Linked DNA regions of Homo sapiens: region 1 is linked to region 2. The links are chromatin loops, found by intact Hi-C in ENCODE. Cell type or tissue: endothelial cell of umbilical vein. All regions are shown on one strand. Each heading gives the region's core, and the rest is flanking DNA. Links, peaks and the distances in the headings are about the cores only.

Region 1 (15,398 bases), core at 3,486-11,485, 75 kb after region 2:
CAACGTTGGACAACTTAACCTCAGGAGATGAAAGATTTTCAAACTTAGTGGACATCTGCAACTTTCAGAAGAAGAGAACAAATAATGGACTAAAAGGGAAAAGGACATGTACTTCATTATTGCCTCTTGGCATTTAATAGCTGGCTCTGGTTTCATTCACAGAACCAATGATCTCCACACCATCAGGCATAAAAGCAGACAACATAAAGATACAGCAGATTTCCTTGCCTCTGCCTCTGCATATTTTTGTCATTGTCTACCTAAAACTTCTCATTTTGTATAGTTTTGGTAAATAACCTTTACTGTACATACTCTTTATAATGTGACAGGAATTGTAAGTACGTTACATGTGTAAATTAATTATCACCACAAGCTTATGGGGTAGGTACCCCTATTATGCTCATTTTACCAAAGAGGTAATGGAGGCTGAAGGGGTTTGTCTGCAGCATGAGCTTATTATAAGTGGCAAGGCCGGAACTGAAACTCAGACTATACGTCCCCTCCAGATACATGCTCTCAATCCCTAGGATGTTCCCTGATGAACAGAGAGCGTCACAGTCTTCTATAATTCTCAGTGTACAATTTGGTGAGACAGGATGGCTTCTTATTACCTCAATTTCTTCTTATCCTAGCATGAACTCCTTTGAGGCTGTAGCCTGATGCCAGAGTCAAGAGAAACAACCCTTTTCACATTTTGTAAGTAGCACAATGATACACTTTTGTAAATTCTTTACATGTTAGCAAACAATGTTTTTGCTTTTTTTTCACATGTTATTCCTTGAAATATACTTGGAAAATTTGTGTGAGGGTGAAAGAGAACACAATGTAATTTCTTTGGAATTTTTTATGTAGGCAATAAAGTCATCTGTAAGTAGTGACAATTTTATTTCTTCCTTTCTGATCTAAATACCTTTTATTTCCTCTTTTTGCTTCATTGCAATGGCTAAAAGTTCCAGCACTATGTTGAATATGAGTAGTGGGAGCAAAAATCCTTGCCTTGCTCCTGATCCCGGGGGAAAAAATTTAGTCTTTCACCTTTGCGTACAATGTTAGTTGTAGATCTTTTGCAGATGCTCTTTTATCAAGTTGAGGACATTCCATCTATATTCCTAGCTTGATGAGAGTTTTTAATCATGAATGGGTGTTGGATTTGATAAAATTCTTTATCTTTGTCGGTTGATATGATAATATTTTTTTTGGACTATTTATATGCTGGATGGATTACATTGGTTGGTTTTTAAATGTTGAAACAGCCTTGCATTCATGGAACATAACCAAACTTAATCAGGGTATATAATTCTTTTTATATATTGCTTAATTCTATTTGCTACAATTTTTGAAGTATTTTTGTGCTTATATTTATGGGGGTTGTTGATCTGTAGGTTTTATTTTTTTTTGGTACTGTCTTTGTACTGGCTTTGGTACCAGGGTACTACTAGCTTTATAAAATGAAAGTGTTCCCTCCTTTTCTATTTTCTAGAATTGGTATTAATTCTTCTTTAAAGGTTGTTCAACATAATTTACTTATGAAACTCATTTGGACAAATTAGTGTGATTTAGCCCAGTTTTATTTTTAATGATTTTTGCTTAAGTTTCTGTCACTGAGAACCCGTCTTCCATTTTTTCCTATTCTTAAAATGGGTGTTTCATTGAAGTTTTACATCCTCTCCAAAACTTAAGGTGTTTTAGTTAGTGGGGCTGTCAGTCTAGCACTTTCCTCTCAGAACTCTTGGGGAACTTGTATACACAATGGCATGCCCTGTGATAGGATCCACAGGGGCAGACAAAGCTGGTAGTCTCTCTGGAATGTTATAGGAGCTCATGTATTCACTTAGCTCCATATCCTGTGGCTGCTTGAATTCCCTCTCCCAAGCTAGCTCACACTGAGAAACAGGCACTGCAGAAAAGGCAATCAATCTGAAACTTGGAAATAGGAGGCAGAGAGGGGGCAGGAAAGAAGGAGTGGTGCAGGGAACCAAACTGGGAATGTTAAATCTTCCTCCTGCCCTTACCAAGCTGTATTCAGAATGTAAAACATAGTGTTTGGTTTGGCATTGGTATTATAGTTGGAAAAAACTTCAAGAGAAACTCAATTTATACTGGCAATCTTTCTCTATTGCTTTTTTAAAAGTCTCCCTTTAAAAAAACATTTTTTTCCTCTGTTACTGTTTCCGATTACAAAAGTAATCTGTGTGGTAAAAATTCAACAATGCAGAAGTATATAATATAAAAAGTGACTTTCCCCTCTTTTTCTGCCCTTTCTCTTATTTTTTTAAGTCCTTCTCAGGTTCCAACTTGGTGCTGAACTTGCCCACATTTTCTTTTTCTTACTCTTCTTCCTCGTCTCTTTCTGTAAGAGTTCTAAACGATTTTTAAGGGAAGCCAAGCCTTCCTTTAAAAAACCAAGGCTACTTGTGTTTGCATAAAGCACTGGCTACTAAGCACTTACTACATGCCCTGCCTTGTAGCACCTACCCTCTTCCCATGCAAATGGCTCTGCCCAGCTCTACAGATATCTACTTAACAGCATCTGGCTTAGCCAAACCATTTCACACTAACCTAGCCACATAAAACTATTTCTGGCTAAATCTCTAACATCTTGGTTAAAGAATATGTTTTTAGCACTTTTGAGTTATAATTTGGGGTGGAATATTATTGTGTGGGAGACTGCTATTAAAATGGTTTTGGCAGTGAACTCTGAGGGGGAAAGCTTTTCTAACTTTGCTCCCTGTCTTATTGGCTGGCATTTAAAGCTGGATAGTTTTGATTGGCCAATCATCTGCTTAAGACATTCCTTTGTTTCTTTACTTCCCAGTTAAAGGAGTTGGATATTTCTGTTATATAAACATGCCTCGGGCTTTGGAGTTAGTTATATCCCTTCTGATAGTCAAGTACATAGGTAGCAAGGGTGAAGTGGTTCAGCGTGTGGATTCTGGAGCCATACTTCTCGCCTGAGTGTCTGTTTGCCTGCCCATCTGTCTGCCTCCTTATTTTTCAAATCCCACAACTACCATTTACTGCCTATGCAATGTTAGATAAGTTAGCTAACCTCAAAGTGTATCAGCTTTTTCATCAGTGATGGTGAGATTATGGCAGAATGTACCTCAGGGGGTTGGTGTGAGGATTACATATGTTAATGTGTGGAAAACACTTAGAACAGACCCTGCCATACAGTTAGTCCCATATAAATATTAGCTATTATAGTGACTACATAGAAAATATCCAGTAACTTATATACGGCCAAGCGACCAGAGTCTCTACATTGTCAGGGTTATACAGAAGATAAAATGTAAGATAGCTATTCCCTAAAAAAGAAAGGATCAGAGACCCTAATTCCTACACACCAAGGATAAAGGGTAAAGGTTGTAGCAATAACTAAATTATTTAGTGTTTCCTGATAATATTCTGTTCACTCTTCCCATTCTCACCTCACTCGATCATTTGTGTGGCTATAGTGGGGACAGAATTCTTGGCAGTGGAACTGACAAGGATAGGTTTAATAGGGTATTTATGATAACCCCTTTCTGAGGCAGCCGGGATTGGGAGTTGACCTCACTCCTGTAGCAGGGAAGGATGTTATGCTAACAGTAAAAAGAATTTACTTGCCAACAGTCTCTCTCTTAATTTATATTACCCAAAGGCCCTAGATGCCACAGTTACTCTATAAGGAAAAATACTTCAACTTATCTCTTTATATCTAAACACCTTTCCCCAATATATTCTCTCATTAAACTAACAAGCCGGCCTATTCTCCCAGACTATCAGGTACTTCCTATCTTGCTTTAATCTTGACTCAGTCTGGACTTGTGGATAATGTCCCTCTCAATAGCCCCTTCAATTTCCTGGACTTGTCATTTTAATTCACATCCATTTGTCACTCTGCAGCCCTGGATCAATTTTCTCTGCTGCTTCAAGGAGCTCCCAGCCCCTGCTGCTGCTGTGCCTGCTCTTGCGGCCACTGGAGAAATCCTGGTGACAGGGTGCTCAGAGGCTTTATTTCCACATTAATGAGCGCCAGGCTCAACTAGGCTCTCCATCCTACTCTGCAACCTCTTTACTTGTCCTAGTAATCTCCTTGCACTGTGGTGTATGTAAGAACAGGGCTCTTGAGGTTTCACAAATGAAAAACCCTTTCCTTTTATGATGTCACAGTGATTATTTGCCAGGCCTGATCCAAGGGCTGTGCTACTGAATTAGATGCCCCCTCACTGATGTTAATGACACATACATAATTTTGCATCCTTTCTTCTACCTTAGCTGTATGTGAAATAGTATTTTTGAGATATTAACTTGTTGTTCTTGTTGCTTTTCTCGGTATATCACTCTTCTGCCTTCCTGTTATTCAAACAGATATCTGTGCTTCAGTGAAGGTTTGTAGCAAGGTTTCCTGGTCTTTGTGTTTTTATAAAAACCTGAGCCCATTATTCTAGAAGCCTCTGAAGCAAACAAGAATAACAAAGAGAACGATTTCCCCCTGATTAGAGAAAAACTCTCCCCAACCTCAGTGGTGAGAGGAGAGAAGGAGAGGAAATGATGACAGCCAAGAGTCCAGAGAGGAAGTGAATGCAGGTTGTGTCAAGGTGGATTAGGTCCTGTGCCTAAACCTACAGAGGAAATAGTTGAGAGAGGTTTTGGAGTTGAAGGGGCCACCAGACAGGAATGAGGGACTTTCAGCAGCCATCTCCAAGGGCCAATGACCTACACCTGTGTGACTTATTACTCTAGGACTACATGTCCACCACCACCCAATATCTTTGCTCCCCTCCCCTTTTTGCACTGGACTTTAAACACAAACCTGCTGAAAGGAAAAACCCAAACTTTATGGGAACTAGATTTTTGCTGCCCCAGGGGAGTGATAGGCTCAAAATAGAAATTAGGTTGAATTAGTTCAAAAGTTACATTTCTTGCTCATTAAAGTAGATTCCTAAAAGAAAGAAATGATACTTTTGCACACCTGAGTATGAGAAAAGCTTGTACACACAAGTTTGTGAACATTGCATTTTGGTAGAACCTTCTCTCTCTTAAGTAACATTTTAAAATCAACAGCAATAGTCACACAAAGCGGTGCCTTTCAGATTGGCTTCCAAGAAAATTTCTAATGGACCTTCGTAGAGCTTGAGGGGAAAGCAGGTTGGTAGGAGTCTGGACATCAACCAGCACAGCTTTCTCCAAAGTACTTTCCCTTTTATCTGTTTAATGTGAGTATTATTGTAACATTCTCTTTAAATGGAAGATTCAGATAAAAAATTTTTATAGTTGTTCTGTGAGATAGATCTATATAGGCAGGATACTAATTTGTTTTGGTTGTTGTTTTATTTTGCTTGTACAACTTCGGAACCAGTTCTGAAAGCAATTCCCGGTGTTTTTAAAGCAATGACAACAGAAGTGCATGGCTTCTTTTAGAGGGAATTATTTTGAAGGTCAGCACTTGGTTGCATTTTAAGTTCTCATGTTGCTAAAGAAGAAAGTCAGTCTCTTGGCTCCAGGGTCACATGTCACATTTTCACTGTCAATATAGTTCTGATAAAACAGGATTAATAAATCTGTTCCTTAAAATGCAAGGGCAAAACTGTGAATAAGTAACATTTCAGTTGGGCTAACTAGAATATTCTTTGCTGGTTGAGTCTATTATTTCCATTGCAATAATCATTTCCATTTCAAAATTAAATGACACTCCAACCTCTAACAGGACAGGAAATGGCTTTCTCGTTCCAGGGTTCAAGGAAGAGTGCTTGAGAATGAATAATAGTTTTCTTCATCATCCTTCACTTCTCTAATACAATGCTAGCATACTGGGTATTTCTTCCTTCCTTCTTGAGACTTTTCAGAACTTTACCAAGGGGAACTCTCTGGGCTCTGGGCTGTTGAAGGAGCCCCCTAGACAGAAGAATAACTGCTGGAAAAGAAGCAGTTTCTACCCAGATTGTGGATCTGTACCCTTCCTTCTCATGTACCCAATAGTCTGAGAGCATCTAGTTTTGGTTTGCTATTAAGGGGTGGATTCAGCACATACAGCAGGTAGCTGCTGCATCTTGGATGATTCCAAAGACTTCGTTTACTTTATGAAATCCTTGGTCCTTGGTACTGACTCTTGTGGTAAAGAGGAGAGTTAGGAAGCTTCTAGGAAGGAGGTAGGGGATTCCATTCAGAATGCTCTGCTGACCATTAGTGGCCAGAACAAATTGGAAATGATCATACGACACTAGAGGTAATCTAGGAGGGCAGTTTGTGTCCCTTAGTGCAAAATTCATGTGTTTTAATGAAGAGTAGTGTCATCTCTGGTCTCTGTTGCTCTCTCTCTTTTCTTGACAAGTTAGGGTCTCTAGACATCTATTTGTTGTGTAGGACTTTATTTTCTAAATGGTTTGGAAATTTAATTGATTTCCAGATTAAATGGATAACACTTCTTTTAGTCTTCTCTGGATGAAACTTGAAAGGTTAATGAAAAGTATGTGGAAATTATTTGAGCTCAGTGATTTCAGTGACTCAGTTAGGTATGAAATTCTGAAAGGACTAAATATTTTATATATATATACATAAATATTATATATATGTATATATACATAAATATTATATATATGTATATATACATAAATATTATACATACATATGTATATATACACGGAGAGAGAGAGAGAGAGAGAGGAGAGAGAGAGAGAGGTCTCACTCTGTTGCCCAGGCTGGAGTGTAGTGGCGCCATCATGGCTCACTGCAGCCGCGACCTCCCGGGCTGAAGCCGTCTTCCCACCTCAGCCTCCCAGGTAGCTGGGCCTACAGGAATGCCACCATCATGCTTGGCTAATTTTTTTATTGTTTGTAGAGACAGGGTTTTGCCATGTTGCCCAGGCTGGTCTTGAACTCCTGGGCTCAGGCAATCTGCCCGCTTAGCCTCCCAAAGTGTTGGGATTACAGGAGTGAGCCACCATGCCCAGCTGGACTAAATATTTAACACACTTAGACTGAATATCAAAAACCTATTGCAGTCTCTACATTTCTATCTTGGATAGGAGTAACAAAGAAGTTACAAGTAAATAAAAGATCAATTAGAAGTTCACCAATGAAATGCTGCTACTAATAAGTATAAAATATTTCTTTTACAAACACGCATCCTTATTTCAGAAATTTACAGTTGTACTATATAGAGTATTTCATAATTTTTCCCTTTCAATATAAAATAAATTATTTTAAAAGTTAATCAGCATTATAAAAATAAGCTGTGGTTCAGAACATATCTTTAATCTTTGAAAAAATATGTTATGACTCCAGTCAAGAATATAGAGTGGTGTTCACTTTGGCAGCACACATACTAAAATTGTAATGATGCAGAGAATATTAGCAGGACCCTGTGCAGGAATGACATACAAATTTGTGAAGCATTCCATATTATATTTTTTAAAAAAGAATATAGAGTGTATCATTCATTCACATTTCTATCATTCTTCAAAGAGCCACAAAGTTAGGAGGACAAGTGACTTAAACATTTTAGTATTAAATATCCCTTCCATGAAGAAATCCTTCCTCTGTGTAACCAAAACCACTCAAAAAATTACCTCAACTTCTTTAAATTATGTTAGTATGTTTTACTTACTTCCATTCTTTCATTGCCTCAGTAGATAAAGACAGGAATAAAGGAAGGAACTTTTTTTTTTAAATAAACACAATGATGTCATAAAAGGCCTTACCATTGTCCCTGTTCTAAAAGAAAACAGACGTAAACTTCTAACCTCATAAAACAAATCATGCATGAACACTAAAGGTCATTCTTTCCATCACTGCTTATTTCTCATTATTCAAAATGGTAATTTTTTCAGTTACTCAATCACTGGAATTGCCCAAGAAAAAGGACATTGACCTATCAAAATATGCATAGGATCATACAATCTTCCTTCTCTGTCACTCATATATGGTACCAGATTTAGCAAATAAAGATACAGAACACCAGTTAAATTTGAATTTCAAGTAAAAAACAAATAATTTTTTAGTGTACGTCTCATGCAATATTTGGAACTCTGTAGTTTATCTGGCAATCCTATCAGCTAACAGATTTTCTTCCTTCTTTTATTGAAGTGTTATTCACTTCCATAACCACTCCTCTAATCTCAGCATTCACACAGCTTCGTCCTTACATCAGGCCTTATTCATTTCATGCATGTCCCACAATAACTTTCAGATTGTTTTCCTGTCTCCAGTCTCTTTCCTCTGCATGCCCCTGCCGCCAGAATAGCTTTTTATCATGCCACTTCGCAGATTAAAACTCTTAACAGTTCTGTAAGAAACAGATAATTCCTGTTATTTAAACTATTCAAGACCACAAATTTATAAAGCTTCCAGATTCCTTTTTATAAAGCTAGCAATAACTAAAGAAGAAGTTATAAATATGGTTTCCCAGTAAATCTTCCAAAACTGGACACTTGGCCTTTTTAGAAATAACAATGCAAACATCTCAAATAAAAATATTAGCAAAAAGTATCCAATGTTACATTAAAAATAATACTTCTTGTTTGGTTTATTTCAGTAATATAAACATGTGATATTAAGAAATATATTGCTATAATTAATAAAAAAATAGTTAAAGGAGGAAAACCGTATGATCATCTTTATAAATGCAGAAAAGGAATGTGCCAATGTTTATCACTGAAGCCTGGCTTTTTAAAAGCCTTTATAAAATTGATAAATATATCTCAAGTCCAAAGCTAGAATAATTTATGGGGACATACTATAGAAGCATTTTCAGCAAAATCAGGAACAACGTAATAATGCTATTGCCACTATATTTTAAAGTAGTTCTGGAAGTACTAGCCAGATGCAATTAAATGTGAGAAAGAAAGCACTAGACACAGCAAACGAGTTCAGTAAGTGGCCAGCTATAGGATTAATATATAAAAATCAATAGCTTTCCTGTGACTAAAAACCAGGTAAAAGAGCAAGGAGGTTTTGCTTTATTACTGCATTTCCTAAGGAGCTCACTAAGTCTCTGTTGTCCAAATATGTGAAAAGCAATCATTTTCTTGAGGGTTAAGAAACAATAATGTATCCTGATGTGATGAACTGACATCCACTTGAAGCTCAATAAAAGTTATTTCCTTCCTTTTGGAAGCTCTGACTTCACCTTCCACTCTCCTAAATTGTAGTTCAAATCTCAGCTAAGGCCCCAATATGATCTGCAGTAGGTCTCTGATGGAACAGAAGCCTTTCTTGATGCCTGTGGATGAATGAACTGGTAAGAGCATGGCTGGTGTTGGGACTCCTTAGATCTGCACCTCCTTAATAACTCACTGACAACAGTCCCTGAAAGTGAAGTGGCTGTCTCCAAGCCCAGACCAGAAACTGAAAGGATCAGCCCAGAACAGTGATCTAAATACTCTAGTTCCTGATTCTGGTTAGTGGTCTTTAAATGTTTATCACCTTACTATTACTCCTCTTGTGACTTCCCTTCTTATATTGTTCCACCCCCCGACACACGTACACACTGATCAAGTTATAGATGGCTGAAGGCGTAACAGCTGGTCTACACTCTTCTTAGCCATACGTCCTGGAAGTTTCCAGTTAAAGAGAAACTGAGACTGTTTATACAGAGTTTTTTCTACTATATAAAAAAGTGTGTAGGTTATAACTAAGTAATGTGGAATTAATTTCTTCTTCTTTATACTTAGTTGCACCTACTAAACTGCCTTGGTATCCTAAACTGCCTTGGTATACTAAACTTGCTTTGTCACTGGGTTGAGTAATTGAGGCTATTCTCTAAGAAAATGGGAACCAGAATAGATCTAAATACTCAAGTTCAAAGTTGTAGGTAAAAAGAAAAGCAAAAGCAAGTCCAGGAGCATATCAGTGAGGCTTTCTTTGAAGCAGGAGGGAAGGGTAGGGGAGCTGAAGATGGAGAAGCAAACCCAGTGCTCCTGGATGGAGAGGAAGCTGTTAAGGATATGGCTGGACTCTGCTATCCGGGACTAAGAACCAGGAATCCTCTTGAAGTTTGTGAAGATTTTCAGTGTCCTCATGGGATAGGACTAGCAGAGGACATGGCACCCAGACAAAACCCAATGCATTTGTACAATTGTCCCTCAGTATCTGTGGAGAATTAATTCCAGGGCACCCTCACCCTATTCCTCCATTCCCGCCCCTGTGGATACCAAAATCCATGGATGCTCGGGTCTCCAATATAAAATGGTGTACAAAAAGACAAATACCGAATGTTCTCACTTATAAGTGGGAACTAAATAATGTGTACACACGGACCTAGAATGTGATAATAGACAATGGAAACTCAGAAAGATGGAAAGTTGAGGGAGGTAGATGATGAGAAATTACTTAATGGATACAATGTATGTTATTCTGCTGATGGGTACACTAAAAACCAAGACCTCACCATTATGCAATATAGCTATGTAACAAAACTACATTCATATTCCATTAACATATACAAATAAAAAAATTTAGTAAAAAAGTAAAATGGTGTGGCATTTGCATATAACCTAGGCACATCCTCCTATATAGTTTATATTATCTCTAGACTATTTGTAATGCCTAATACAATGCAAATGCTATGTAAATAGTTGTTATACTGTATTGGTTTTTAATTTGTATTATTTTTATTGTTGTATTGTTATTTTTTATTGTTTTCTTCTGAATATTTTCAATCTTCAGTTGGTTGAATCCATAGACACAGAACTGGTGGATATGGAGGGCTGACTGTATTCTCTTTTTCTTGAATCTCTGTCCTTATCCCTTTCCTCCCTAGTTTGCTACCCTGGGTTCAGTCCTAATTTAGAGCCCTAGTGGGACTGGCTGCCAGCTGGGATCATGGCCCTATTTTCTTATGTACAGGGTGACTGTGTTTCAAACACTTGCTGAAACTATGCAGAGATGTCCAGATTGTTCTTTATCTACAGACATACAGACAGTAAAAGACGCTGCAGATTGCTATTGGCTCCAATGTCATTTGTGACTCAGGGCCCTAGTTTTCCAGTTTCCTACTGTGTGATTTTGCTCTTAGAGGATTCCATGACACCTGTTTCTATCTACATTATTCTTCTGTCACAAATCAACATACAGTCAGCAATTATAACAGTATGAAGGGATGGGGAAAGAAAGAATGGGAGAGGTTGAGGTAGCTCATCCCTGAAGATATAACTAGACAGATAGGGTGGAACAAGATGGCCAAACAGAAGGCTCCACCAATCATCTTTTCTGCAAGGATACCAATTTAAAAACTGTCTACACAAAAAAGCCCTTTCATAATAACCAAATCATGTGAGCACTCACAATACCTGGTTTTTACTTTACATTGTTGAAAGAAGCACAGAAAAGGGTAGGAAAGATAGTTTTAGATTATGGACACCACACTTCCTTCATCCCATGGCAGCAGCTGTGTGGCACAGAGAGAGAATCTGTGCACTTGGGAGAGGGAGAGCACAGGAACTGTGACACATTGTGTTGAACTCAGTGCTGCATTGTCACAGCAGAAAGCAAAACCAGGCTAAACTCAGCCGATGCCCACCTATGAGGGAGCATTTAAACCAGCCCTAGCCAGAAGGGAATTGCCCTTCCCAGTAGTTGGAACTTCAGTTCTGGCAAGCCCTGTCACTGCAGGCTAAAGTGTTCTGGGGCCCTAAATGAAGTTGAAAGGCAGTCTATGCCACAAGGACTGCTATTCCTAGGCAAGTCATAGTGCTGAACTGGGCTCAGAGCCAGAAGACTTGGGGTACACGTGACCCACTGAGACATCAGCCAGGGCAACTAAGGGAGTGCTTGTGTGACCCCTCCCTCAACCCCAGGCTGCACAGCTCACGACTCCAAAAAAGACCCCTTCATTCCACTTTAGGAGAGGAGAGGAAAGAGTAAAGAGGACTTTGTTTTGCATCTTGGATATCATCTCAGCCGCAGCAGGATAGGGTACCAGGCAGAGTCCTGAGGCCCTAGCTCCCAGATGACATTTTTAGAAACACCATGGGCCAGAAAGGAACCTGCTTCCTTGAAGGGAAGGACCCTGTCCTGGCAGGACCTATCACTTGCTGTTTGAAGAGCCACTGGGCTCTGAATAACCAGCGGCAATACCCTGGTAGTATGCTATGGGCCTTGGGTGAGCCTCTGAGACTTCCTGGCTTCAAGTGAGACTCAGCACATTACCAGCTGTGGTGGCTATGGGGAAAGACAGCTTCTTCTTGAGAAAAGTGGAGGAAAAAGTAAAGGAGAGTTTCCCTTGCACCTTAGGTACACGCTCGGCCACAGGGTGTGGAGCACCAAGCAGGTGCTTGGGGTCCCCAATTCCAGGCCTTGGCTCTTTGACACCATTTCTGGACCTGCCCTGGGCCAAAGGGGAGCCCACTTTCCTGAAGGGTGCGCCCCAGGCCAGGTAGCATTCACCACAAGTTGACTTGAAGAGCCCTTGGGCCTTAAGGGAACATTGACAGTAGCCTGGCAGTACCCACCATGGGCCTATGGTGGAGGTGGCCATGAAGTGAGGCTCCTCTGCATGTGGAAAGGGGAGGGAAGAGGGAGAAGAACTATGTCTCATGGTTTGAGTGCTAGCTCAGCTGCAGTACAATAGAACACCAGGTAGATCTCTAAGGTTTTTGACTTCAGTTCCTATTCTTGGATGGTACCTCTGGATCTGCCCAGGGCCTGGGATAAATTGACACCCTGAAGGGAAGGACACAATCCTGGCTGGCTCCACCACCTGCTGATTATACAGTCTCAGGGCCTTGAGTGAACATAGGCAGTAGCCAGGTAATGGTTACAGTGGGCTTTGGGCAAGACCCAGTGCTGTGCTGGATTTAGGTCTTACCCAGCACAGTCCCAGTGATGGTGGCCACAAAGGTGCTCATGTCACTTCACCCCCAGCTCCAGGCAGCTCAGAATAGAGAGAAAGAGAGACTCCATTTGTTTGGGAGAAAGTAAGGGAAAAGAAAAAGAGTCTCTGCCTGGACATTGAGACATTGAGAGAATTCTTCTGGATCTTATCCAAAACCATCAAGGCGGTACCTCTATGAGTCTGCATGAACCACAGTGTTCCTAGGATTGGGGTGCCCCCTAATGCAGTTGTGGCTTAGATCACAACACCCAAGTCATTTCAAATTTCTAGAAAACCTTATCAAGAAGGATGGGTACAAACAAGCCCAGACTGCAAAGACTACAATAAATACCTAACTCTTCAATGCTCAAACATAAACATCTACAAACATCAAGGCCATTCAGGAAAACAGGACTGTACCAAATGAACTAAATAAGGCACCACGGACCAATCCTGGAGAAACAGAGATATGTGACCTTTCAGACAGAGAATTCAAAATAGCTGTTTTGAGGAAACGCAATAAAATTCAAGATAACACAGAAGGAATTCAGAATTCTATCAGATCAACTTAACAAACAGATTGAAATCATTAAAAAGCATTAAGCAGGAATTCTAGGGTTGAAAACTGCAACTGACATACTGATATAGTTTGGATATTTGTCACTACCCAAATCTCATGCTGAATTGTAATCCCCTATATTGGAGGTGGGATCTGGTGGGAGGTGTTTGGATCATGGGGATGAATCCCTCATGAATGGCTTGGGCCATCCCCTTGGTGATAAGTGAGCTCTCCCTCTGAGTTCACACAAGGTCTGTTGGTTTAAAAGTGTGTGGCACCTCCTAGCCCACTCTCTCTCTCTCTCACCCCTGCTTTCACCATGTGAAGTGCTTGCTCCCACTTTACCTTCTGCCATGATTGTAAGCTTGCTTCCTGAGGCCTCCCCAGAAGCATATGCCAGTACCATGCTTCCTGTAAAGCCTGGAGAACCATGAGCCAATTAAACCTCTTTTCCTTATAAATTCCCCAGACTCAGGTATTTCGTTATAGCAATGCAAGAATGACGTAATATGCATCCTGAAGAATGCATCCGAATATTTTAATAGAAGAATTGATCAAGTAAAACAAAGAATTAGTGAGCTTGAAGATAAGCTATTTGAAAATAAACAGAGGAGATGAAAGAAAAAAGAATAAAAACAATGAAGCATGCCTACAGGATCTGGAAAATAGCCTCAAAAGGGCAAATCTAAGAGTTGGTGGCCTTAAAGAAGAAATACAGAAAGAGGAGTAGAAAGTTTATTCAAAAGGCTAATAACAAAGAATTTCCCAAACCTAGAGAAAGATATCAATATCCAAGTATAAGTAGGTTATAGAGCACAAAGCAGATTTAGCTCAAAGAAGACTACTTCATGGCATTTAATAATCAAATTCCCAAAGGTCAAGAATAAAGAAAATATCCTAAAAACAGCAAGAGAAGATAAACAACAGGATGGGCACGGTGACTCACGTCTGTAATCCCAGCACATTGGGAGGCCAAGGTCGGCAGATCACCTGAGGTCAAGAGTTTGAGACCAGCCTGGCCAAGGTGTCGAAACCCTATCTCTACTAAAAATACAAAAATTAGTCGGGCGTGGTGGCGGGTGCCTGCAATCCCAGCTACTTGGGAGGCTGAGGCAGGAGAATTGCTTGAGCCCAGGAGGTGGAGGTTGCAGTGAGCTGAGATGGCACCATTGCACTCCAGCCTGGGCAAAAAGAGCAAGACTCTATCTCAGAAACAAAACAAAATAAAACAACAAAACAAAACAAAACAAAAAACATACAATGGAGCACCAATATGTCTGGCAGCAGACTTTTAGTGGAAACTTAACAGGCTAGGAGAGAGTGGCATGACATATTTAAAATGCTGAAGGAAAAAAAAGTTTACCCTAGAATAGTATATCCAGTGAAAATACCCTTCAAACATAAGAAGAAATAAATACTTTCCCAGACAAGCAAAAGCTGAAGGATTTAATCAATACCAGACCTGTCTTACAAGAAATACTAAAGAGAATTCTTCAATCTGAAAGAAAAGGATGTTAATGAGCAATAAGAAATTATCTGAAGGTACAAAACTCACTGGAAATAGTAAGTACACTGGAAAAAAACAGAATATTGTAATAATGAAGCATCTTCTTTGACCACAATGAAATAAAACTAGAAATTAATAACAGGAAGAATTTTGGAAACTATAAAAACACATGAAAATTAAACAATATGCTTCTGAATGACCAGTGGGTCAATGGAGAAGCTAAGAAGGAAATTGAACATTTTTTTTTGAAACAAATGATAATGGCAACACAACACACCATACCTCTGGGATAGAGCAAAAGCAGTACCAAGAGGGAAGCTTATAGCTATAAGTGCCTACATCAAAAAAGAAGCAAAACTTCAAATAAACAACCTAAAGATGCGTCTTAAAGAAATAGAAAAGCAACAGCAAACCAAACCCAAAATTAGTAGAAAAAAAGAAATAATAAAGATCAGAACACAAATAAATGAATTTGAAATGAGGAAAACAACACAAAACATCAATGAAACAAAAAGTTGGTTTTTTGAAAAGTTAAAATT
Region 2 (15,398 bases), core at 5,787-13,786:
AACTTTTCTGATTTTTAACTCCTTATGATGCAGTGGTTCTCAACTAGGAGTGATATTGCTCCGTAGGGGACATTTGTCACTGTTCAAAGACATTTTGGTTGTCACAACTGGGGGAAAGAGTGCTACTGGCATCTTGTAAGTAGAGACCAAGGATCCTACAATGCACAGGACAGTCCCTGGCTTAAAATGTTAATAGTGCCTGGGAAATCCTGTTCTTGTGGTTATCGTCAAGACTTCTAAAATACACTTGTATTCCTAATGAATTTTTGATATGAAAATAAGACACTTTAGCTCATTTATATTATCATACTTTCTCCCCCTCTCTTATTCCCATTTTTATAGCATTATTATTATTTTAATTTAATCATGCAGTCCACAGATATTTCTTGAGCACCATTGTGTGCCATTGAAATTTGGTAGTGAGCAGGGCAGAGGTAGCCTTTATTAAGCATGTTTTCCTGTGAAAGAAGCAGGCAATAAAAATAAAACACATAAAGTAGCTAAACTTAACTTTAACTAATATACACATAACTTTATTTTATTTCATAAACTTCCACTAGTATTTCTTTACTTTGCACTTTGTAAAATGAGGATATCCATTCCACTATTCTTTCTTCTGCCTTTTATCATCTTCTATATCCCACATTCTGTCAGCTACACTGAATCACATGTCTACTTAAAATCTCATCCCCACAGGTGATATGTGAATCATTTTCTAAAACTATGCAAGATGGGTTCAAGCGCTAGGACACTACTTGGCTCAGCAATGGGCAGCATTTATGTAGTCATAATAAACTAAACACACTTCATGGTTTTCAATGTCTAGAGTTGAAAGCAGAAAGCTTTAATGGGAGAAAGACCTGGCTGTTACAGAACAGAATATAAAAGTAAACTGGAACTTAGCTGCATGCAGATGGTTATATAAAGCAGGAAGTTCAACTGCATTCTCTCCATTAAAGAGGCAAGCTCCCTTTGATTTTATGATCGCATGGAGGTACCCTTTTGAGGATAATATCACATGATTAGTGTTCACATATCTCAGATGCTTTCACAAGTTCAACCTAAGCCTTTCTTGGGATGTAGAAGGGTTGCCTTCATATCCATTTGGTCACTTCAGACTTCTCTGGGAGCCACGTAACCGTCGTCTACTTATGTAATACCTTCTGGTGTAGTACAGCTAGGTGCAAGGTAGAAATAAACTATATCACGTTATGAATTCATCTTACCCTGGGAATATTTACCTGAATCACTCTTAGTAAGTTGGGAGCTAGTTCAATCCTGCCCCATCTTATGTGCCCAGGTCAGATTCAAGAGACATCTGGGATTAGGTTATGATTTAATCAAGCCCACTATAGTTGTTTAGAAATATTCCAGCTCAAGGCTCTTGAGTCACGTAAGGGGGACTGTTCTTACATTCAAGACTTAATAGATTCTTTTTCCTTATATTCCATCAAAATGCTGAATTCATTCTGTATCTTAATTTGCTGCACTTTTGGAGCAAGTACATATTTTTGTTTTGTTTTGTTCATCTGTTGTCTATTGTTAAATTAAAAAAAAACACTCCAAAACTCAGTGACTTTAAATAGCCATCTTATTTGCTGGTTATTTTGTGGATTGGTAGTTCGTATTGGGCTTATCTGGTTAGTTCTTCTGCTAGTCTTGCCTGAGGTTTTTCATGTGGCTAAAGTCAGCTGGCAGATTAGCTGAGGACTGGTTTTCCTGTAGCTAGGATTGCTATATCCAGCAAATTAAAATACAGTATGCCCAGATTAATTTGAATTCAAGATGAACAATTAATATTTTTAAAGTATAAGTATGTCTCATATAATATTTGGAAAACACATACACTAAAATTTATTTGATATTCAGCTGAAATTCACATTTAACTGGGATTCCTATATTTTATCTGACAATTCTTTCTAGGATTCCTCAGTTGAAACAGTTCATCTCTGTTCTATGTGGTCTCACCCTCCACAGGTTAGCCTGGGCAGCTCCACACATGGTGGTTTCAGAGCAGAAAGAGTGCAAGTCTCACTGAAAATGCTCTGTCCAGGCCTCCTCTTTTGTCATGTTTCCTAACATTTAAACTGGCCAAAGCAAATCACGTGGCCAGGCCCAGAGTCAATGCGGGAGGGGACTATACAATGGCATGGATACAGGGAGGCATGGTTTATTGAGGGTCATTACTGTAATATTTTCTTAGATGATCTTCTAATTGTTTTTCTTCCCTTATTTGCTTTTATTGCACCCTCTAGTTTTTCTAACCTCTCAATTCATTTTACCAAGTCTCCTTTTATTCATGAGTTCATCTACTACCCTAAATCTTCTATCATATTGCTCCACTTTGGTCTAGTTAATCAGGACCTATTATTTGACCATCACCTTAAAAGTAACCTTTATTACTTTTCCAAGTTGGGATCACTATTTCCTGGATTCCATATTTACTTTTCAATTGATTACTACCTCATTTTGTGGGAGTACATGTTCAAACAATTTTCTAAGGAAAATTCTACAGGAGATCAATTTTCTAAGGAAAATTCTACAGGAGGTAAATTTTATGAGTAATTTCAGTCCTGAAGACATCTTTATTGTCACTATATATTTGCCTGATAGTATGTTTAGGAATAGAATACTAGAGAAAAGCATATTCTCTAAGGATTTCAAGGCATTTATACATCGACATTTATCATCAAGTATTATGACTAGGAAGTCTGATGCCAGTTTGATTTGTAGGTGGCATTCCCCTTATCCTGGGAAGTTTTAGGGTCTCCTTTCAGTCCTTATTATCCTAAAATTTCTTGAGAATATGTCTAGGTGAAGGAATTTTTTAAATTAATTGTATTGGGTACACAATACATCTTTAGTTTTAATTTAAAAAAAGATATACAGAGAAAAAACAATGAGGATCTATGTATACATCATCCATAATTAGCAATGCTAATGCTTTCTTTATGTTTGTTTATAATCTTTTTCTTAATAGATAAAATTAAATTGCATATATTGTTGGAGTCACATTCTCCTCCAGCCGTTCCCAGAGGCAACTGATATTGCAAAATTGATGTGCGTCTTTCAGTGTCCATTTTAAATTTTGCTATAAATATATGTATCAATATAACATATAGTTTCATATGTTTAAAATTATATAAATGGCATTATACTATGTCTTTCTGCAAATTGATTATTTCATTCAACATTAGGTTTCTGAAAACTGCCTAGCTTGATACATAGAGATCTAGTTCACTCTTTCTTTTTATTTATTTATTTTTTTGAGATGGAGTTTTGCTCTTGTTGCCCAGGTTGCAGTCCAATGGCGGGATCTTGGCTCACTGCAACCTCCGCTTCCTGGGTTCAAGCGATTCTTCTGCCTCAGCCTCCGGAGTAGCTGAGACTACAGGAATGTGCCACCACACCCGGCTAATTCTGTATTTTTAGTAGAGATGGGGGTTTCTCCATGTTGATTTGGCTGGTCTCAATCTCCCGACCTCAGGTGATCCACCCACCTCGGCCTCCCAAAGTGCCGGGATTACAGGCGTGAGCCACCACGCCCGGCTGTTCACTCATTTTTAATGCCTGTAAATTCTATTACATAAACATGCCACATATTATTTATTCAGAAACCTCCAGTAAACACCAGCCTTACACTGAAACATCAACCATTAAAATCAGAAATGAGACCAATATGTGCCGTATCATCAATACTGTTTTTCTGGAGGTCCCTGACAGTGCAATGAGATAAGTAAAAGAAATGAACTAAAAACTATTGAATAGGAAGAGCTAAAACTGTCATAATTTGTACAGTACGTTTATCTACTTAAGAAGTCAGAAAGAAAAAAAGAGACAATATAATAAAATTAATGAGATTTCACCGAAAGAGTCTGACTATAGAATGACAATGCTACATCAACAGCTTTTACAGAAACCTGCAATAATTGCCTTTTAGTAAATTTATTTTCCAATAGGACATGGATACATAAGTACAAAATTCAAGAGGCACAAAGGACAGAAAAAGACAATTAAGTGAGTTATTGATCTTTTCACTTGCAAATCTAATATATAATACATGCTACGAGCCAAACAAAAAAACCAAAGCGACCTATTCATTGTGCATCATTCCAGAGATACTCGACACTATGTTTAGGAAATGTATAATCACATAAAACAGTATATAGTGTTATAGGATATATAATATTTACAATTATACACACAGTACACTGTTCTGCAACTTTTCTGTACAGATATAGTAATTTGGGAGAGGAGAGAGACCAGTGCCCAGTTTGCCATGATGCAAAGGTCGGCGGGATGAGAGTTCCTAAGCTTCCTGTGGGCCGCAATACGTCCTGAGAACGTACCTGGAGCAGAGGCTTGCTCACAAGCACCAACACAGCTCTCTCCACCAACACACACACACACACACACACACACACACACACACACACCCCACCTGCCTTAGGCCACTTAGTGAGCTGAGGGACTCCAAGTCAGTAAGAGGTTCCTGAGGGAAAGGGATGTGCCTCAGGAGAAACTTTAATGCCTGGAAACCACAGAGCGGGTGTGCAGCTGGGCGCATGAGGATCCCAGAAAGTGCCACAGACAGCACTAGAACGGAGTGCTCAACCAGTGGTGCTGGGCTCATCGGCTAATCATGCGGGAAAAGAAGTGAAGTCACATCACTGTCTCTCACCTTGCACAAAAGTAAATTCCAGGCAGATCGATGAGACAAAACTCTGAATAGAAAGGTGTGAAAGAACGAGAAAACTGCCAAGGAGACTGTGTTCATGGGAAAGTGGGAAAGGCTGTCCTAAACCTCACACCAAAACAAGAGGCAATAAGGGAAAATGGACCTCCAGGATGGAAAGGAGGCCATGAGCAGAGAGAGTAGGGAAGTGGCAGCCAGTGAGAAGACACATCTGGCGTCTGTAACAGACGGGGCAAGGGCCGGCCCTCTGCAGCACTCTGCTGGACTCTGGTGCAGTGCCCATCTGCATCATAGAGCAGCCAGTGTCCCTCAGAAGAGAGGCAAGAGCAACCCCTTGCCACAGCTGCCCAACTCTTAGCCCAGTGGTGCATCGTCAGAGGGACGGACTGGGTGAGGGCTATGCTGGTCCAGGGTGGCACTTAAAAGTAAGGGGATCGTGGTGGATACTGCTTTGAGAGTGACACATAGCACCCCGGTGAGGGTCCCGTGTCTGAGACAGGACGTGCCTGCCGGGAAGCTGGTTGTCTGCAACCTTGTGTGCACTCACCTGGAGGGGGGCGGGGTGGGGGTGGCAAACCACAAAATCCCTAGGAGAGGCAGCAGGCTGGGGAGGGCACCTGAAGTTGGTCTGGAAGTCAGTCAGTGCCTACAGGCACCAAATGGAAACGTGCTCATAAGATAGATGAGAAGCAAAACTGAGGGCCCTTTCTGGAGGTGGAAGACAGCCTGTGGCGGCAGTTCCAGATTGACACAAGAGACGGGCTCAGGCTGGGGCGGCACCATCAAGGCAGAGCACTTCTCACAGAATGTGGCAAGCTCAGGATTGATGACCTTTTCCAATGTTTGCCACGGGGAAGCCCAGAAAGGCTGTCTTTTGGTTGCAGCAGGCAGGTATGCATTGTGATTGATGGCTCAGGGCTGTTTTTATGTTTGCGTTACATATGGAATGGGGGCACCGGCGCTCTTGCCAGTGCTGAGAACCTCTCAGTGTCTTGATCAGGCCCTGGGAGGCAGGCATGCTCCCGACTCCCCCCGCGCATCCCAGGGAGGCAGAATCCACGGGAACTGGGCTCGTACCCAGGCACTGCAACCAGTCAGGGGATGAGGGGCAGGACAGAAGGGCTGTGCGTGAGTGCTTTCGGGAGGGCAGTGCCAGCAAATGGACAGGAGGGTTTTGACTTGGGCCAAGACAACGCCGTGGAGACACTTGGACGCTGATGGGCTTTTCTGTGACAGAGTTTGCTCAGGAGATGGGCAGAAAGCCTCTGGGGCGCTCCCTGAGTTAGGACTCAGCTGCGGCCTCACGGTGTCAAGTGCCTCAGCGATGGTGGACAAGCGCACGTAAAGGGAAACTTGGTAGCGTGCAGGGAAGTAGGGAGGTGCATGCTAATTCGGGACCACAGGCTAGGAGGATGCCTTTGTGCTCAAAGAGACTGAGCAATGAGGTGTCACTAAAGACAGCATTGGCGAAGCAGGCTCCACTGGGAAAAGTGCATGCGGAGCTGTCTGCAGGGAAATCCCCTTTGAAATCAGATTGCCCAGCCAAACTGCGGCTGGCTTGGGAGAAAGGGTGGTCCTTCTGACAGCTCTTAGGAACCCTTAGGAACCGGGACAGGGCTCCCAGAGCCAGCCAAGGAAGCCCCAGCAGTGTGAGCCTTGACAGGGGATGTGGTGTCACAACAACTGCAAGTCACTTGTTGGCCATCCCAGGCACCAGGGCCTGGGAAGAGGTCTGGTCCCCATTCCAGGTGGGAGGGTTTCCCAGAGTTGGTCAGGGGACCCGGCAGGCACTCAGGCCGTCTGGCCAGCATGGACTGTGGGGCAGATGGTACAAGCAGGAAAGTTGTAACCCACCTGGAAGGCAAGCTGCGGGGGGAAGGGAGAATAAGACAAGAAAAGAAAGCTTTGTTCTGTGTGGAACAGAACAAGCAGAATGCCCAGCACCACAGAGATCGCAGCTGCCCAGGACACAGTGACCCACAGCAGCAGCCCTGGGAGACCGAGAGGGCACCGGGCACGGCAGCAGCCTTGCCCAAGGGGAAGCAGATGTGTTTACTGGGTTTGCCATGGCTTTAGGGAAGGGGACCACTTCTTGACACATCACAAACATGCAGGGAACCTGGCTTTGCTGATTCAGGGGCTAAACCTGCTGGGCGGGATCTGGTAATGTTGGAGGTGGGGGCGGGGCAGAACGAGCTGCCCTGACCCATGGAGTGCTTCTGCGCCCACGGGCTCTTCCTTTCCTGGCAAGGTGCAGGCACCTCAGATGGAGAGTGTGGAGGTGTCTCCGGATGGATGGAGTGGCCACGGTCGTGCCAAGTGCCCTCAGCATCTGCCCTATCACCCCCGCAGGTAGTTGATGGAGGGCTCCACTGTCCCCTTCCTGGGTCCCACCACAGGTAGTGGGGATATGGAAGAAAGGAGGTTGCTCCAAAGGGAGCAGCGGCCAACCCTCTCACTCTGCCAGGAAGTAGCGCTGGGGATCCCAAGGAAGAGAGAAGGAGGGCTGGAAGCAGATTTCCCCCTGGCTTCGCAGGAGGGATAGAACTACACAGGGTAGGTGCTGGGCAAGCGGCAACCTTTATCGCCATCATTGTGCAATAAATGCGCCCCGATGCGTGGTAGAGCGCCCCCACCCGTTCCACCCCGGTCCCCATCCCCACGTCGGGATGCGCCGACAATCGAAAAGGCCAGGGTTACTGACCTTTCTCTCCAGGCTGGCAGTCAAGGAAAAGACATTAAGAAGGGATTTCTCTGTGCCGGGGCACGGTGCTGCCTGCTCCACGGGTGTTGTCTCTTTCAGTCCTCTCAACATTCCATCCTAATTCCACGAACTCCCCCGCTGTGCCCCTCCCCTTCCCCCACCCCCGCCTCCAGCCCCTTCTTGAAGTTTATTCTGAGCACTGCAGCCCCTCTCTATCCCTGCCTCCTGTGAGCACCGATAAGCCTGCATTTGTCACGGAGCAGACGTTCCAGTCAGCTGGCGTTTACCGTGCTTTTTTTTTTGTCCTTCTCTCCGTGCAGACTGTAAACTCAAGGACAAGGACCATGACTCTTTTCTGCCAATCAAAGCACACAACTTTATTGATGATACACACAGATGCGGACTTGGGTGGAAGAGGTTAAGTCGGTACAATAGACAGAAGAGCAGTGCACTTTTTTGATGAATAGGTTCACTATCCATCAGGCGCGTGTAGAAGAAAGAGCAAACGAAAAATAATTCAACCTAAGCTGCAACAAATGCATTTTCAGCTCAAGCCGCGATATGCCTCTGGTCTCTGCAAAGCGGTCCCGCTTGGACAGGGAGACCACCACAGGCAACAATAGCACTCGTGATGCTGTAATTTGATGTTCTTTGTCCACAGCAGGCAGCTGAAGTGATCCCCTCACCACATGAAGGAGGCTGCAAGGGAGGAATTTACAATGCCAACATTGCCTGCAGACTGCACAACCAAGAAGTTACTCAAAGCTCTGTGGGAGCCCCTGCCTGGCCAATAAGAGTGTGGTCCTGGATTGAGCCCTGGAACTTTCACCCAATGAGGTGGTGATTGGCTAAGGCTGGATCTTCAGTAGCACCCTCTGCAGATTCTTTGACATCTGCAAACCAAGCGCGTTGTGGGTGGATTCCGTCCCATTGTGTTCGAGAGGGCCGTTTATGGGGCAGGGGTTTCCAGGAGAATCTCTCTGTTTCCATTTCTGATAAAGAGGGACATGAATGAGAAGAGCATCTGGGCACCGACTAACTCCCCCGCCAAGACTGGCTTTTCAGACAAACCCATCAGCGGTTTCAAAACCTGAACCTTAGCACATCCACTTCCCTCTGATATCAAAGGAAACTTCAAGTCTGAAGCGGACTTGGCAAGCATGTTATTAATAACTGTCATGCTTATTAACAAATTTAATCCGGCCTGCTGCAGAAATGAGTTGCAGCAACGTGACACAGTCTCCCGACACACTTCATTGATGTACATCTTAATCTGGCCCTGACTTTCAATACTCGCATTTAAGTTATCCGGGGCACACAAAGCCTCTCTAACAGTGGGGTCTGGAGTGGGGCTCGTGTTTCTAGCCATTGAGAGGCTGGCCAAATGGCTATTGATATCCTGGCTAAATGGAAAGCCCGCATCCTTGGGCTCGGCAAACAACAGTTTTCCCTGAATGAAAAGACACTTGGAGAGGTCCAGAACACAACTGCCATTTTTACAATTTTGAGCACTCCAAGTATTTTTATGTTCATAGGGGAATGGCCGCTGTTTTATTGGGTGTGCTCGGTTGGCCTTGCCTCCCCCTGAGGGCCTGTCCTCAGTGCCACCTGGGGCCCCAGGTTCAGTCCAATCCCCATCCTCAGTCCAGGGCCGAGCCATAGTTTCAAAATCAAACCAAATATCAGGCTCCTCCTCATCCAGCTCCTGGTCATCGTCCCACTCCTCTTCCCCCTCCTCCTCCAGCTTCTCACTGTCATCTCTTCCTATGGTCAGTTTGTAAACGCAGTAGCAGGCACCAGCCCCAATCATCAGTCCTGCCGCCATCCAACCCACTTCCCGAGCCCGGCCCATGCTCAAGTCTGTGCCAGCCTTGGGGCAGGACAGGAGAGGGCCTTGCTCCACCTGATTGAAGAGGTCTCTCAGGTCCAGGGTGAGTAAGGATGGAGGGTAGCAGTCTTCAGCTTCTTCCAGGCTCTTGTAGCTCTCTTGTGATGAATCTGTGGGTGAAACAGAGTATTAGGGCTCGGGACTATGTTTGGCTTTGTGCCTCACAGACAGGGTGGATTTCGAGTTGGTGATAAAGGCAGATTAACAGGATACAATTTCTTTGTTCTTTTCTTTTCTGTCTTCCTCTATCGACCTCAGGAGCCCCCATTTCTCTTCCTGGGTCCACAGGGAAGGGCAGGAGATGGGTCTCTGCTATGATAGCTAGGAGGGTGACAGTGTGAGTACCTCTCAGGTAGTCTCCTACACCAGACCTCCACCCCCAAAGATTAAGGGCAGTTTCTCTCATTAACCTCTACCAAAGTCAGATAAATTCCTTCGTTTTCCCTTGTCTTCTGTTGTCAGTGGTCCCTCCACGGTGATAGAGGATAGAGTCTGGCAGAAGGACAAATGCAAAGACAGGTAGGCGGCAATGGAGAAATGAAAGTGTAGTGGATGAACTGAGGACACAGGTCCCAATTTCTGTTTTTGTGAATTTTAGACACTTGAGTTTAAAATATTTCTCATACTCTACTGACTTTCCGGACGCAGGCCTCCTCCGCCCCACTTGTCGTCCGCCATTTCCCCAGCAAAGGCCGCCACACCCCTTTCCCTGCACTGAAATGGGAGTGGGTGTGGAGAAAGAAGGGGCCAGGAGAGGGCGACTCGGACCTGGCCCTCTCATATCCCAGCCCCCCTCCTCCGCCACCCCCACCCATGGTCCTGGGCTAATCCCACCTTCACACTGACCTGCAAGGTTCCAACCAAGGCAGTTTTCTCCTTCTCTCGCTGAAACTTGTGCCGAAACCTACAGGCCAACAGACCTACAAACCTGCAAACAGACAAGGGACCGAGGGGACGGAGTGCTTGGTGGACGGACCAGCACCCGGGACACTAGAACCTTTCTTTTCTCGGAGTCTCTGGAAACGCCATTCACTCCCCTCACCCCCACCCGAAACCCGCCACTTCTCTCTACTAAAATGAGCACGGGGTGGGGTGGGGGTGGGTAGCAGTATTTAGAAAGTAGGCGAGAAAGGGACCCAGCTGTGATCGGCCTGAACTCGGATCTGTGGCGTTCTTGGCCCTCTTCCACCCATACCTCCTCTCAAGCAGCGCCCACCCTCGCACCGACCTGCACGGTCCGAGCTAGTTTCCTTCTTTCTTCACACGCCTGCAGAGTAATAGGGGGCTGGTACCCAGACGGAGGCGACTAGCAGGACTTGTGCTCTAGGCGGCTCTTGGTCACGTGACGGCCACGTCACCAGTGCGCTCTGGCCCCCAATTTCCACTCCCACAAGCAGTGCGGCAGGCGCCAGCCTGCCTTGTATCTCCCCCTCAACCCCCACAGTGGGCCCTGTCACTTTTTTCCTCTGTAACAATACCAGAAACCAGAAGTGGCCCTGTCTTTCTGGTGTTTGAATTTATGTTTCTCTAATTCCAGGAAGGGGCAGCATCTTTAGGAAGGGGCAGCATCTTTTCCTGAGTCTACCCTTCATTTACACTTCTTGGGGAATTGTCTCATCCTTTCCTTGGCTCTGAAACTTCTGCAGCCCCTTTCTTAAATTTCTACACTTTTCCGTGTTCAGTCTCTACACCAACATTGGGTGAGGGGGCAGAAACGGAAGTCCAGGCAGTGGTGAGATTTTAATTAGTATTTTGATAACATTTAAGTTATATTTTGTCCTTTCTTTTTTATTGACTTGAACTACACTATTTTGTAATCGGAAAAAAACAATAAAGCTTTTCCCACTTGGAGAAGAAATAATTCAAATCTTTTTTTTTTTTTACAGATATATATATATATAACATAAGCAAGATTTCCCAGTTAATAGGAGGCCTCATTGATTTGATGAAGTTAGTTTGTATCAAGTTGAACATATTTTCTTCGGACTGCACAGGAAATAGCAGCTTTCAAACAACATATTAAAATGTAAAAACACACCCTTAGAAACAAAACCAGTTGTGCTTTCAACATGATTTATAAATTGATGGATAAATGAATCTATACCGAGAAGGTCAGTGTTCTAATTTTGACCATTTTAAGTAAGTGAACTATTGTCCCTTTCTTTCTCCTGGCTGAACTCATAGTATTAGGTGTCAGATGACTGAGATCTTCATAGAAGATTGCTGGGTGACTTTCACTCTGGCTTCAAAGGACAGATTTTATGCAGACCCCAACTTCAGATGAATCTTACATCTTCAGATGAACTTTACAGATTAGTGACTCCACAGATTAGCCTGCCTTTCATTCACAGGGCTTTATTTACAATCTATTCTGAAGTTTGTGGTGCAACCTATAAATCTTCCAGAAATTAGAGAATTTCCTGTTATCCTATTGATGAAAATGAGACTTGATAGAGGTAATTTTCTTTCCATCATGACACTGTTGGCGATCTCTCTGTTGTCTGCCATTCATGTATTTTATGCTACCCTAGCAGTGGTGAGTGTTCAGCATTTTCCAGTGGAGATGGTGGTGAGGGTCTGTGGGTGACTGGGAATCAGTGCAACACCCCTGATGTCTGTGTCATTTTTTCCCCTCACAAGTGGAAGGGCAATGCACAGGATCTCAAGCAGTTGCCAGAAAAAAAGAGGACTTTTCATTTCCTGCCTTCTATTACAACTTCATTGAGCCACCAGTACAAGCCCCTCAGAATAATCCCAAAACTCAGGGACCAAGTATGCAGAAGTTAGTCCTCATGCATCCACCTGTCCCTGCTGAGGAGTCATACTCTAAATATAGACACTCCAGGCAACCTCTTAGAACATTGAAATATGACACCCCAGAGGGAGGGGCTCCCCAGTGAGGGGCTCCTGTGTGGAGGAGGCCCTTTCAGGAGGCAAGCCAGGGAGTCCTAGTGCCTTGCTGGTGAATATTCAGAAGTCAATATGTCACAACTTTCTGGTCTTCCCCTTTTATAGTCCAAACTCACCAATATCACATCTTATCTCTCTAAATCTTTACCTCATTTTTTTTTCATGACCCTTTATTAACTTCCCCTAGACAAGTGAATTATACTTATGAAGGCTTACTAACAGAACTCTCAGATTCAACAGTCCATCATTCAGTGTTTGGCTGCTAGGTAGTTGTATAAGTGGCTTTTGTTTGTTTTGAATATATACATTAGAAAAAACTAAGGAGTATGTAAAGCTTAATAAAGACAGATGACTTGGTGTCACAGACATGGCTTTACAATAAGAACTCACTTTCACAACACTTAGCCAGGCTTCAAGGACAAAAACTTTACTCCTACCTCTCCTCAGTAGTATAAAATATCTCCACCCTTTTGGTATATTCTCCAGTTAGTCCGATGTATAACTTCTCACTACCATTCTCCCAGTATGCCAGACCTTTCCTGGTTTGAATCCACTCCCTGTCTAAAACTTCCTAAAACCCCATGGTTATAAAAACCCTTTCAATTCTCTTACCTCTTTGTTCTTCTGATCCACGATTCTATCAATTCCTACCTGGAGACTAGCATTAAAAAAAAAACTACTTTGCTCTCCATTATACATCTACCAAGAAATATTTAATTAAGGACATGTTATAAGGCTCACATACCTTTCAAAAGTGAGAAAGGAAAATGCTTAAAGAAGTCCTCAGACACTACTGTTAAAAGTTTCTGAGTCCGCAAAAAACTACTGTGAAACCACTGCCAAAACAAAACTTTTGGCTTAAATCAGTTCACATGTGATATGTAACTTACAAAGCACCCAGAAACAAAAAACGACCAGCAAATGGTGACACTAATGGAATTGTGGAGGGTGAAAAAAATAAATTATAGAAGGTTGTTATCTTGAAAAGTTATATTACTTTTTGTATTGTGTAATTTTGGTATTGTGTCTTACTTAAGGTTGTTTGGTTGCAAGCAACAGAGAACAAGCCTGGTTAACTTAAGGAGGAAATGTTGAAGACAAGGCTCATCTCCGAGGGGTTTAGGTAGAAGGAATTGATAGACGTCTTTTCAGGATGTCATAAGTCCACCGGTTTTCAGGTTTTTATCTCTCTAATGAAGATTGAAATTTTAGTAAGGCAGCTTTTGGTTGTTCTGTTTTGAGCACAATACCCACCCTTTTGCTGAGGAAAACAATAGGGTCAGTAAAATGTAAAATGCACTTCCTTTCTTTTCCCAGGGAGAAATTTAAACTGTTTCAGATGTTGTTGTTGATTTGCAGGAGCCCTTTTATCACTTTGGAAATTAACCTTTTGTTTATCTATAACGGTAGTGCTGGGGGCATAATATGCCACAGAGTATCTTAGTTGTAATTTCCACCATTAACTAAACATTAGAAAGGTATGGTTATGAAATGGTGATGCACAAGGTTGTCCTTTGAGCCAAGGCCATCTGGCTTCTCCCACAGGATTCCCCCAAGGTTGCGTCTACAGTTCAGGGTCTCTTCCTCAGTATTGCATGACCAAATCCTGATTTTGTTTGTATGCTGAGAAGAATTGCCTCTGGATGCCTCAAGGAAAGACTCCCATTCATAGAGACTTATATATAAACAGATCTGAATGCTCAAACCTAGGGATCTCTGCATTCTCTCCCCATAAGTAGACCACAAGGGAAGCTGTTTCAACAGGAGTGACAACTGAATAATTTGCCCTCAGAAATACAATTGTCAGGGGGTACTGGAGGTTTCCGTCAGTCTTACCTGCCTATTCTTTCCCTGTAGACAAGCTACTACTTGGGAAACCACAACCTTAGAAGGTTGTTTGGTGAGCCTGCAATCAGAGCAAGGGTATTTGTTCATTTTAAGAAGGGGGTTTCAGCTGAGGACGCATGAAGTACTATTACACATCATGGGCATGACTCTGCCAGAGAAAGTGAAATGTTCCATTCTCCTTAGCCAACACTTTTTCTCCTCCAGGCAGTGCTTGGGTGGGAAATACCAACACTTTCTTCTGACTGTCCTTTTCATATATTCCTATGCTTGAATAAGCCCCTTTGCTACACATGATCTTTCTCTAAACACAGGATCATATAGTTGATTTGGTTTCTGTTTACTAAATAAATTTCAATCACATTCTAGTACTGCCTCCCAGAAGTTACACAGATATGAATTTTCCTGGGGGTTTGCCTGTTCTCAACTTCCTCAGTCTCTTGATTTACTCCCATATTGTCTGTGTATTTTAAAAGTTATACTCAAATAATAACCTTTTATTCAAACTATTAGTGAATATCTCACTGAAGACCCTATGTTCTGAAAAGCTATATTACTTTTTGTATTGTTACCTGTTTTTGTGTTGTGCTTTAGTTAAGGTGGTTTGGTTGCAAGCAACTGAAATCAAATCTGGTTAACTTAAATAATGAGGGGATGTAATTATTTTATTCCTTTTCCTACTTTAAAAAAGGTAAATCATTGATGATGGGTGAATTATTCAGTTTATCAAACCAGTAAGTAAAATAGTTTCATACTAATTGCTAGGTCCCAGTTTCAGCCAATTTTGTCTTGGTCTGTGTTCCTCTAATACTTATTTCATTTATAGATGATATTCTCTATTTTGCCCAAGCATATTTTGTAATGTTCTTTTTATGCACACTCATTTTTTCAGTGTGCATGCTTTATCTCACAGATACCTACTGTGCACTTATGTTTTCTCCTCAGTTTTTTTTTTTTCTGCGTTCTGGCTTTTGTGGGTTTAATGCCTCCTCCTTGCTAATGGGTGCAGGTGAAAGTCTGTAGCTCTTCTATTCAGAAGACTGGTCTAGTCAGAAGACTTACGTATTGCCAGACACACTGATTAGCTCACTCAGGGCTGTGCTGTGTGCTAGGCCCCAGAAGACATTAAGATTGCTTTGAGTGAAGTGTGTAACACTCTCCACCAAGTGAGAAAATGTGGGACTTTTGGAGGCCATCACCCAACATCATTCTTCAGCCTCCACTCATTTTTTTCTAAAATGGAAATAGCTTTATAGTATTTTTTTTTCTCATAAAAAGAATGCAGGCTGGGGGTGGGGGAGGACGGAACAAAAATAACAAAGTATTAAGAAAGTAAAAACCACACTCTCATTCCA

Evidence for each region. A loop is a pair of places that touch in the nucleus more often than their neighbours do. Peaks named below come from ENCODE experiments on the same cell type or tissue, not always from the same donor. Only the 100,000 strongest peaks of a DNase experiment are listed, where the experiment ranks them.
Region 1: a loop joins it to region 2, with 4 times the contacts of the local background. A loop is called at or near these places in 2 of 110 quality-filtered maps.

Annotation. Positions count from the first base shown.
Region 1 is chrX:101,684,298-101,699,695 of GRCh38, forward strand. It overlaps the pseudogene LOC100420247 and the pseudogene RNU6-587P. Among named protein-coding and RNA genes, the nearest start is that of ARMCX2, 32 kb to the left of the region's middle. In endothelial cell of umbilical vein, for the core only: no CTCF peak of the experiment used is centred there; DNase peaks (open chromatin) are centred at 7,924 and 8,064; H3K27ac peaks cover 700 bases.
Region 2 is chrX:101,607,369-101,622,766 of GRCh38, forward strand. ARMCX6 (armadillo repeat containing X-linked 6) reads right to left here and starts at 10,632. Exons shown (of 3, transcript NM_019007.4): 1 at 10,517-10,632; 2 at 10,135-10,216; 3 at 7,757-9,398. The coding sequence starts at 9,252. The coding sequence ends at 8,350. RefSeq lists an enhancer at 6,241-6,803. In endothelial cell of umbilical vein, for the core only: a CTCF peak has its summit at 9,999 (motif pointing right); DNase peaks (open chromatin) are centred at 10,043 and 10,633; H3K4me3 peaks cover 1,608 bases; H3K27ac peaks cover 1,073 bases.